Linked DNA regions of Mus musculus: regions 2 and 3 are each linked to region 1. The links are chromatin contacts, found by POLR2A ChIA-PET in ENCODE. All regions are on one chromosome and are shown on one strand. The core of a region is the stretch at or near the end of the contact, and the rest is flanking DNA. Distances in the headings are between cores, read along the strand shown. Region 1 holds the start of Pik3r3 (phosphoinositide-3-kinase regulatory subunit 3). Region 2 holds the start of Prdx1 (peroxiredoxin 1). Region 3 holds the start of Ipp (IAP promoted placental gene).

Region 1 (2,657 bases), core at 51-2,550:
TCTCAAAATGAATAATCACAAAGGCAACTCAGTTTCTAAAGTTAACCAAGGTAAAATAACAACGAACCATAGCAGATAACTGCACTAAAGTATAAGCTTTAAGGAATCGCCACAAAGGGAAATTCTTCAAGCATGGATTATAATACATCCCTTGCCAGCAGAAATCTTGATTAAAAAAAAAAAAAAAAGTGGAGGGCCGTCAAAACCCTGAATGACATGCAAAGGCCAAACCAAAACGGGTCTTTCCTCCCACTCCAGTCCCCCCGCCCCCACCCCCTCAGGACAATGGGATCAGGGTCCTAACTGCAAACTTTAAAGGTGTAAGCCAGAGCAGTTTTACTGCAGCTATAACTGCAATCTACCCCTCATCCCGAACCTGGCGCACCCAAGAATACTTCTGGCCTGAAAACGTCACCGGGGTTTTGTTAAGCACAAATCAGACCCATCCAAAAATTTTAAAAAATAATAAAAATAACAAGTTTGCTCTCAAATACCTGGAGGATCCATTTCAATATAAAATATCAGTTCTGTCGAATAGGGCATCATCACCTCCCTCCAGTCTGCGTCATCGCGGTCCATACTCCACACCGTATTGTACATCGCGCTGTCAGGGGCAGGTCGTCGGGAAATATATAAAAAGCATATATATCTTTTATCTGATATTTAAAATCTAAATATATATTTGCAAAAGTTCCACACGGAAATGTACTTGGGGGTTTCCAACGGCCAGTACAAGTCCAGCCAAACTACTAGGATGAGGACAAGGTCCTCCTCTTCTCTCCTCCTAAAGCACCCAACAAAATACCCCGAACTTTCAAGCTACGGGGTTTTTACCTCAGAGGGTTACAGGGAAGCTCGGAAAGCAAAGAGCAGTGGTGTTAAAAAGCAGCTTCCCGAAAATCCTTCCTACACAATCGCTCTCCAAAGGGAAAAGCTCCCACCGCCTCCTAATCTTTCAGCGGAAGCCACTTTTGTGTCCTTCGGAGAAGAGAGAATGGAGAGGAAGGGGGAAAAAAGAACGCGTTGGGAGAAAGCTGGGGAAGTGACAAAGGCTTGAAAAGGGGGTTTGCGTTCAAGTTTCGGGGTCCCACTGGTCTGCGGAGAGCGATTCCCTCTGGGATTGGGACTCGGGCTCTATTCGCGTCAGGCTGGGAACCCAAGCTTCCGCAGCTTCGGGATGGCGACCCCTTGGAGAGTCCAGTCAGCTCGACTGTGCCCGAGTAGTAAAGGTAACCACGACAGCGCCGGCTCCCCTCACGCTCTGCCCTGGCTCCAACCACTAGAGTTTCATTTTAACTGCGCTGAGGGGACCTCCTCCCCCGCCCTCCCCCCTTGCCACCCCCGCTGAGGCGCCAACCAACCGGGCAGGACAGGAGGAAGAGCCGGTAGCTCGACTGTCCTTTCCACTCCTTTGCACCTTAACTGCAAAGATTGTCAAGTGCCTAAGAAATGAAGACTGCCACCACCCTCCGCTTCGACTTTTAACTCTCCCCGTCAGCCTGCGAGACTCGACACTTTAATCAGACTTTGCCATTACCCCCTAGCCTCGCTCAGAATGGTACAGTCCGGGCGCTGGCCGCTCGCCAGGAGTCGGAGCCGGGCGCACGCGAGCTCCTCCAAGAGTGGGGGGCGGATGGTGATTGGCTGAGCCCGGTTGCCGGAGCCCGAGCCTGCGTCTTTTGTCTGCCCTGCTCCAGCTGAGGAGCGGAGACGGCTGCGCGCCCCAAGCGAGCCAATCAGGAGATAGCCGGCGCCGGCCGGTAAGGCGGCGATTGGTCGGACCTCAGTTACTAAGCGGGACAAAGGCAGAGGGGAAAAGAAAAGAGGAGGAAGAAGAGGGGGTGTGGAGAAAGAAAGAAGGCGCAAACGGCGGTTACTGACAGGCTGGGCGAGCGCTCGGGGGCTCAAGCTGCCCGGAGACTGGCGGGGCTTCCCGCTGTGGCTCGGTCCTCCCGGACGAGTGACGAGGGGGAGAACGGGCTGGCGCGAGACTCTTCTGCCTGGAGACTAGCTGCGGGGGGAGGGGAGCGGCGGCAGCGGGGCGTGCTGTCACTTGGCGGGGCGCACACTCTTCTGCTCCATTGGAAGTCTCTGGGCAGAGTTCCTCCTCACAAACCTCTTCACCTTGCTGCGTTCGCCCTCCCCTACCCCGGTGTTAAATCATCAGATACAGCAAAGGTCGCCAAGCCCACTTGCAGGACTCTCTGTCCAGACAAGATCCCCATCGTCCCCCACCCCACCCCCCCCACACACACACTCCCTGAGGGTACCTGAACCTTGAATGTTCCTTGGGGAGTCATCCCCCCCCCCCCCCGCTACTCCGCTTCACACTGAAGGACTTTAGAACCCATAGTTACGCTCAAGCAAAGAGTGAGGCATCTCATCGAGCCCTCCAGTTCTAGTACTCAAATCAGAAAATAAAGAAATAAGAATTAAATAGATTTTTTAAATTACAGTGTCTGTGTGTTTTCTGTGGTAAGTCACAGGTGTTGCATTCCCCTACCAAAAAGGCGCTTTTCTGTTTCCCACTTCCTAACACACAGGTCCCTCCTTCCAAGCTTAAAGTTCTGAGACTTGCTTCAGAAAAAATGCTGAACATTTTCATGCATTTCAGAAACAGCTAATTAACTTGCTGGGGAACCCTGAATAGCTAACCT
Region 2 (2,657 bases), core at 91-2,590, 460 kb before region 1:
CATCCCAGCACTCTGCATGCTGAGGGAGGAGGATACTGAACCGAGGGAACACTTGTCTCAATTTCTGTATGAGGGAGGTTACGCAGGTTAAGGTAATTGCTATCTGATGACCGTAGTTCCATCTCCAGAATGCCCATAAGGATGGAAAGCCGACTTCTACAAGGTTCACACACACAAATGTTTAAAAGAAAAAAACTTGGGATGTGTAATCTCAACACTTGGGAAGTAGAAGCTTAAGATTCAGGAGTTCAAGGCTAGCCAAATTAGAGGCCAACCTATTTCCAAGATACTCTAAGAAAAATACAAAAAGAGTCAATGTACTGCTAAGAAACCGATTTCTGCACTATCGACCCAGGTCAACACCAAGACAAATAAATTGTTAAGATGTACAACATTAGGAGCTTCAGCGATGGCGCAACAATTTAAGAGCCTACACTGCTCCTTTCCGGAAAAGTCCTGGTTCAGATTCCTCCACCCACTTAGGATGGGTTCACAACCACCTGTAACTAGCTCGGGGGGGGGGGGGTGTTTACCACACAGGTAGACATACACATTAAAAAAAAACCCACAATCTAAAAGAAAATTTACGCCTCTCAGTATGAGTGCAAGTTGGAATCCAAGTTCCAAATTTCTTGGTTCATAATACCAATAACCAAAAGAAACGCCAAGAAAAAAAGCATCTTTCATCGCAAACTTTAAAAAACTTTTAACTGTTTTTTTTCAGGGACATGCTGCACCTGCAGCATAGCAACTACCTATCTGGTGTGCCCCCTAACATAAACCATCTTTTAATCAAACTTGCTTTGCAACGTGGCCCAGCATTTCCAAACTCAACCAATCCCGGAAAAGCGACTTCCGGCCGCTGAGAAGTCTCCGTAGGAATCGGACTAGAACGCCGGAGAAGGTCACGCCCCAAGCTCGCTGGAGGTTACGTTCCTACCACTCACGCCATCACCCACTATAGCACATCAGAAAACACAACGACACAGCCCAGTGCGCGCGGTAAGTTCCAGCACAAACTCGTCCCACCAAGCCATCTCCGCCCTCTATCGGTGAGCGGGAGAGGAGGAAACTGAACGTTAGCCTCAGGGTTCCAACAGGTCCGGGAACTAAGCGCCACGTGAAGAATGCGAGTAGAGCTCCAGCACTCGCGGGACCAGGCCTCGCCCTGCCGCTTCAGCCCGTGATCGCCCGGGACGAGCCGGGACCGGCCAGAGGGAGAAGGAACCAGTGATGGGCGCGAGCCGCGTTTCTCAGCGGCGATACCCGCACACTCACCAGGGTCGAGCCACAGGTCTCACAAACAGAAAGAGCCGTGAGAACGCAGGAAGAGGTCGCCCGACAGCGCGCGCGGGGAGCTGCTTTTATAGCCTACAAAGTTCTCGCGAGATTCTCACGGGCCGGGGGTGCGGGAAGAGGGGGACCTGGCTGAGCCCCGCCCCACCCTGGCCGGCCTACGGGGGATGACTCAGCGCTTTCCCTGGATGGGCCTGGAGTGGAGGGGGTCTCCAGGGGGAAACGCTCACACTTTCAGTGATGCTGTTCCCAGAGGTAGAAAAGCACTGCCCTTTGAGTCATTTCCTCGTTTAATCGGGGTACCCGGGTAATCCGTGCCTCTCTTTATTCCCAGGACCACTGTGTGCTGTGCAATCAAGACCCAAACTAGAAGAAGGGTCTGTTTTACTGCTCTTGGAAGGCCACGTCTAAAATTAAACCACGTTCAGGGGAAACTGTGCACCCAAATATTTCTCAGTCGCACCCCAGCCTCACAAACCTATTCTAGGGCTGGAAAAGCTGGCTCAGCCGTTATAAGCCCTGGCTGCACTACCAGAGGACCCAGCCTCAATTTCCAGCACCCACATGGCAGCTCATAACTGTGTAGATCCAGTTCTAGAGGATCCAACACCCTCACACATACATGCAAGCAAAACACCAATGCACAGAAAATGAAAAGAAATAAATCGTTAAGAACAAAAACAAAACTCCTGTTCTAGTCTGGTCCTCATTAACCCTCACCACTGAGGGCAGCCTCCATTGGTCTCTGATTACTGGATACTGCTTTTCTGTTTCACACCCATTTCTTGCATTATTCTTAAATCTTTCTGAATCTCAGCCTGTCACTAAACTGATTTGTGGTTTTAAAAACTGGGGCTCTGTGGTCAATTTCCTGAGTTAAAAGTCACTGTTCCAAGCCAGGCAGTGATGGCACATCTTCTTAGCACTCTAGAGGCAGAGACTAATGGAGCTCTGAGTTCGAGGCCAGCCTGGTCTCAATTCAATGCGAGTTCCAGGAAAGCCAGAGCTACACAGAGAAATCCTGCCTCCAAAAAAAAAAAAAAAAAAAAAGTCAAGAGAGTTAAAGAGGGGTCAGGCTTGATGGCCAGCACTGGGAAGGTAGAGGCAAGAGAACCTCTGTGTTTTTTAGTCCATCCTGGTCTACATAGCAAGTTCCAGGACAGCAAGGACAACATAGAGACCTTGGGGGAGGGGAGGGGAAGCCGGATAGATACAAAGCTCAGAGTTCCCATTTCATATCACATGCTTTGTGTGATTTAGGAACCCAGAGATGGATATAATCCAAACTTTACCCTCTAGAAAGTCATGCTATAAGGATGGGGCAGACATGGAAACACAACAGTTAGAAGATTTTATTAGGC
Region 3 (2,657 bases), core at 91-2,590, 290 kb before region 1:
AACCAGTAATCAAAATGACAGAACTGTTGTAAGCTGATATTTTTAAAAAATTCAGTATATAGCATTCAGTCAAAATTATCAGTAAAAATGATCTGAAGGTGGGTGTGGTGGTGCAGAGGCAGGCAGATCTCTTAGCTCCAAGCCAGCCAAGACTGCATAGTAAGACCTTGTCATAATAATAATCTGATAATCATGACTATATAGACACTAATTTTGGGAGTTTTAAAGGAAGCCGCTAAAATTTACTTCAGCATGCACACAATGCATCTTACAAACAAGTGGCACATAAATACAATCTATTTCCCTCTATGTGGAAATTCGACCTATAGATGTTATTATACATGGCGTGGCTGTCAGACTTGTTGCTGCTCTGTATTCTCCCTGGCAGCAGATTCTGAACCCTCGCGGTGTGATTCTAGGCTACCTCCATTTCTCTCTTACTCAAGGTATTAAAGCACAGCCACAAGTCAAATGCCTCCTGTTACAACAAACAATTCACTTAATATTCACTTTGACAGTAGAGAGCCAGAATGTTTGTTGTCATCCTTCTCAGTAAATGTTGATGGCATTCCACTGCCAGTGGAGCACCTCATCCTAAACTGTGGCTTGGGAAATGCTTGTTCGTACAAACATGAAAAGTGAAGACCTGGGATTAGTGCATAGGGAGCTAAGAACTATGCTTCCATACAGTTTACTGGCTAACGATGGAGATAATCGGAGGGACTAAAGAGGACCTATGCTTTGATGGCCTGGATTTCCCGCTGAAGAGCATCTGAAAGTTAATTCAGTTAGAGGGCCAGAGCTCCAGCTGAGCATCAAAACAACTGAGACTCTTTGTGCTTGAGTTGGAGGCTGTAACTAGAACTCTGCCTAAACTGGTAGACACTAGAGGAAGAAAACCAACTCTGTGCTACTGACAGCGCGAGCCGGTAAGGAATTTCAGACTGGAGCCGGTAAGGAATTTCAGACTGGAGCCGGCAGAAGTCAGGGACAGGGTCCGGCCTTCGGTTTCCCCAGTGGGTGCTGGGAGAGCAGAGGCCAAGGCGCCGTGAGACTGGGAAGCTCCGGGACGCTAAAAACACACGGACGGTCAGAGCGCCTCCGGAGGCGACAGGACGAAAGCGGAGGAACGGTGCGTTCCAAAGCTCCAATCACTCGCTCTTCCCGGTCTGGAGAGCTGGACATGAGGAAGTTCCCAACCCTGTGAGAAACACAGACCGCACGCAGGCCTCGCTTACCCGCCGCGTCCCTTCCCGCCGGCGCCCTCCGGTGCTCTGCGCGCGCAGGCAGGCAGCGGAGGGGGCGGGGACAGTCTTTGGTGACAGGTGACTGCGAGTGCTGAAGGCGCAGCTTCGGCGCTGATGCGGGAACCTTCTACTGCGCGTGCTCCGCTTCTGGCCCCGCCTCCTCACAGCCACCGGCGTCGCTGGGTAAACCTGGGTAGCCGCTTGCTGGCCGCGGAGGCAGGTTCTTAAAAACCTCTCCCCTGCCTTGGGCTAGTGGACTTCCCTATTCCGCTCCATGCACATCTTCAATTCTTCAAGTGTCCCAGGCCAGGTACTGATCTCAGCGTCGAGGAAAATCACGTGCACCGTGCTTCTCTACCACCTTCCTTAGATCATTTCCTGAACCTCAATTTTGATACACTCCTGCCTACTTTGAAGTCAAGAATCAAAATGCCCACTTCTTTTTCAGTGTAGAGCATCATAATGTGTCCTGGTGCATTAGCAACGTCCAAACTTTTTTATAGTCTCCCCGCCCCACCCCAGGGTTTTCCGTGTAGGCCTAGCTGTCCTACAACTCACTCTGTAGACCAGGCTGGCCTCGAATTTAGAGATACACCTGCCGCTGCTTCCCAATTCTGGGATTAAAGGTGTGCACCACCATGCCCGACTGAGATTTTATTTTTTAAATGTGTGCCTCTAACCATAGGTTTGTATATGTAAAGGCTGTGCCCATGAAGGTCAGAAGATGGTGGTAGTTCCCCCTGATGCTGGAATTACAGGCTGGGAACAGCTCAGGTCCTCCTTGAGGGAAGTGGACTCTTTGCCAGGAGTTGTGGTGCACATCTATCATCCCAGCACTGGGAAGGCAGAGACAGGAGGATTTCTGTTGTGTACCTGGCCAGTCCAGTCTACTTAGTGAATTTCAGGATAGCTGGGGCTATGTAGAGAGACCCTTTCTCAAAAATAACAAGTAGTGTGCTCTCTTAGCCACATCATCTCTCCAACCCTCAAACTTTATGTTCCTGACCCATAGTGTACAAAAATATTTTACATCAAACACATACCATGTATTTGCATATTCAGATGTATAGCTAAGACAAAAATTTCACAAGACTATGCTTACATTTACTCCACATCTTCAATTTCTACTTTACATTTCATTATGAAAAGTGCAAAAAAAAATCTGCAAAAAGTGGCAGAAATTTAGAAAAGAGTAAAAGGAATTACTGGACCCCTGTCTGGTGCAAGGCTCAGCAATCACTGACCAATACTGGAAGGCTAGTTCCATGAAGATTTTCTATTGACTAAGCTATTTTATGGTGGAAGAAAAAAAAGAGAGATGGCTCAAACGATTAAGAGCACTGGCTGCTCTTCTAGAGGAACTGGGTTAGTTCTCAGCAACTACACGGCAGCTCACACCAGTTCCAGAGG

Evidence for each region. ChIA-PET counts read pairs that join two places held with the same protein, here RNA polymerase II (POLR2A).
Region 2: POLR2A ChIA-PET joins it to region 1 with 19 read pairs in embryonic stem cell. The contact joins the promoter of Prdx1 here to the promoter of Pik3r3 in region 1. POLR2A ChIA-PET finds 5 or more read pairs at or near these places in 4 of 5 experiments (Patski and embryonic stem cell).
Region 3: POLR2A ChIA-PET joins it to region 1 with 12 read pairs in embryonic stem cell. The contact joins the promoter of Ipp here to the promoter of Pik3r3 in region 1. POLR2A ChIA-PET finds 5 or more read pairs at or near these places in 3 of 5 experiments (Patski and embryonic stem cell).

The regions. Positions count from the first base shown.
Region 1 is chr4:116,220,251-116,222,907 of GRCm38, reverse strand. Pik3r3 (phosphoinositide-3-kinase regulatory subunit 3) reads right to left here and starts at 1,300. Exons shown (of 10, transcript NM_181585.6): 1 at 495-1,300. The coding sequence starts at 600.
Region 2 is chr4:116,684,282-116,686,938 of GRCm38, reverse strand. Prdx1 (peroxiredoxin 1) reads right to left here and starts at 1,340. Exons shown (of 6, transcript NM_011034.4): 1 at 1,279-1,340. AV051173 (expressed sequence AV051173) reads left to right here and starts at 917. Exons shown (of 3, transcript NR_040442.1): 1 at 917-1,002; 2 at 1,101-1,294; 3 at 1,631-1,977.
Region 3 is chr4:116,506,232-116,508,888 of GRCm38, reverse strand. It overlaps Ipp (IAP promoted placental gene), which reads right to left and starts at 1,340. Exons shown (of 9, transcript NM_008389.3): 1 at 1,239-1,340.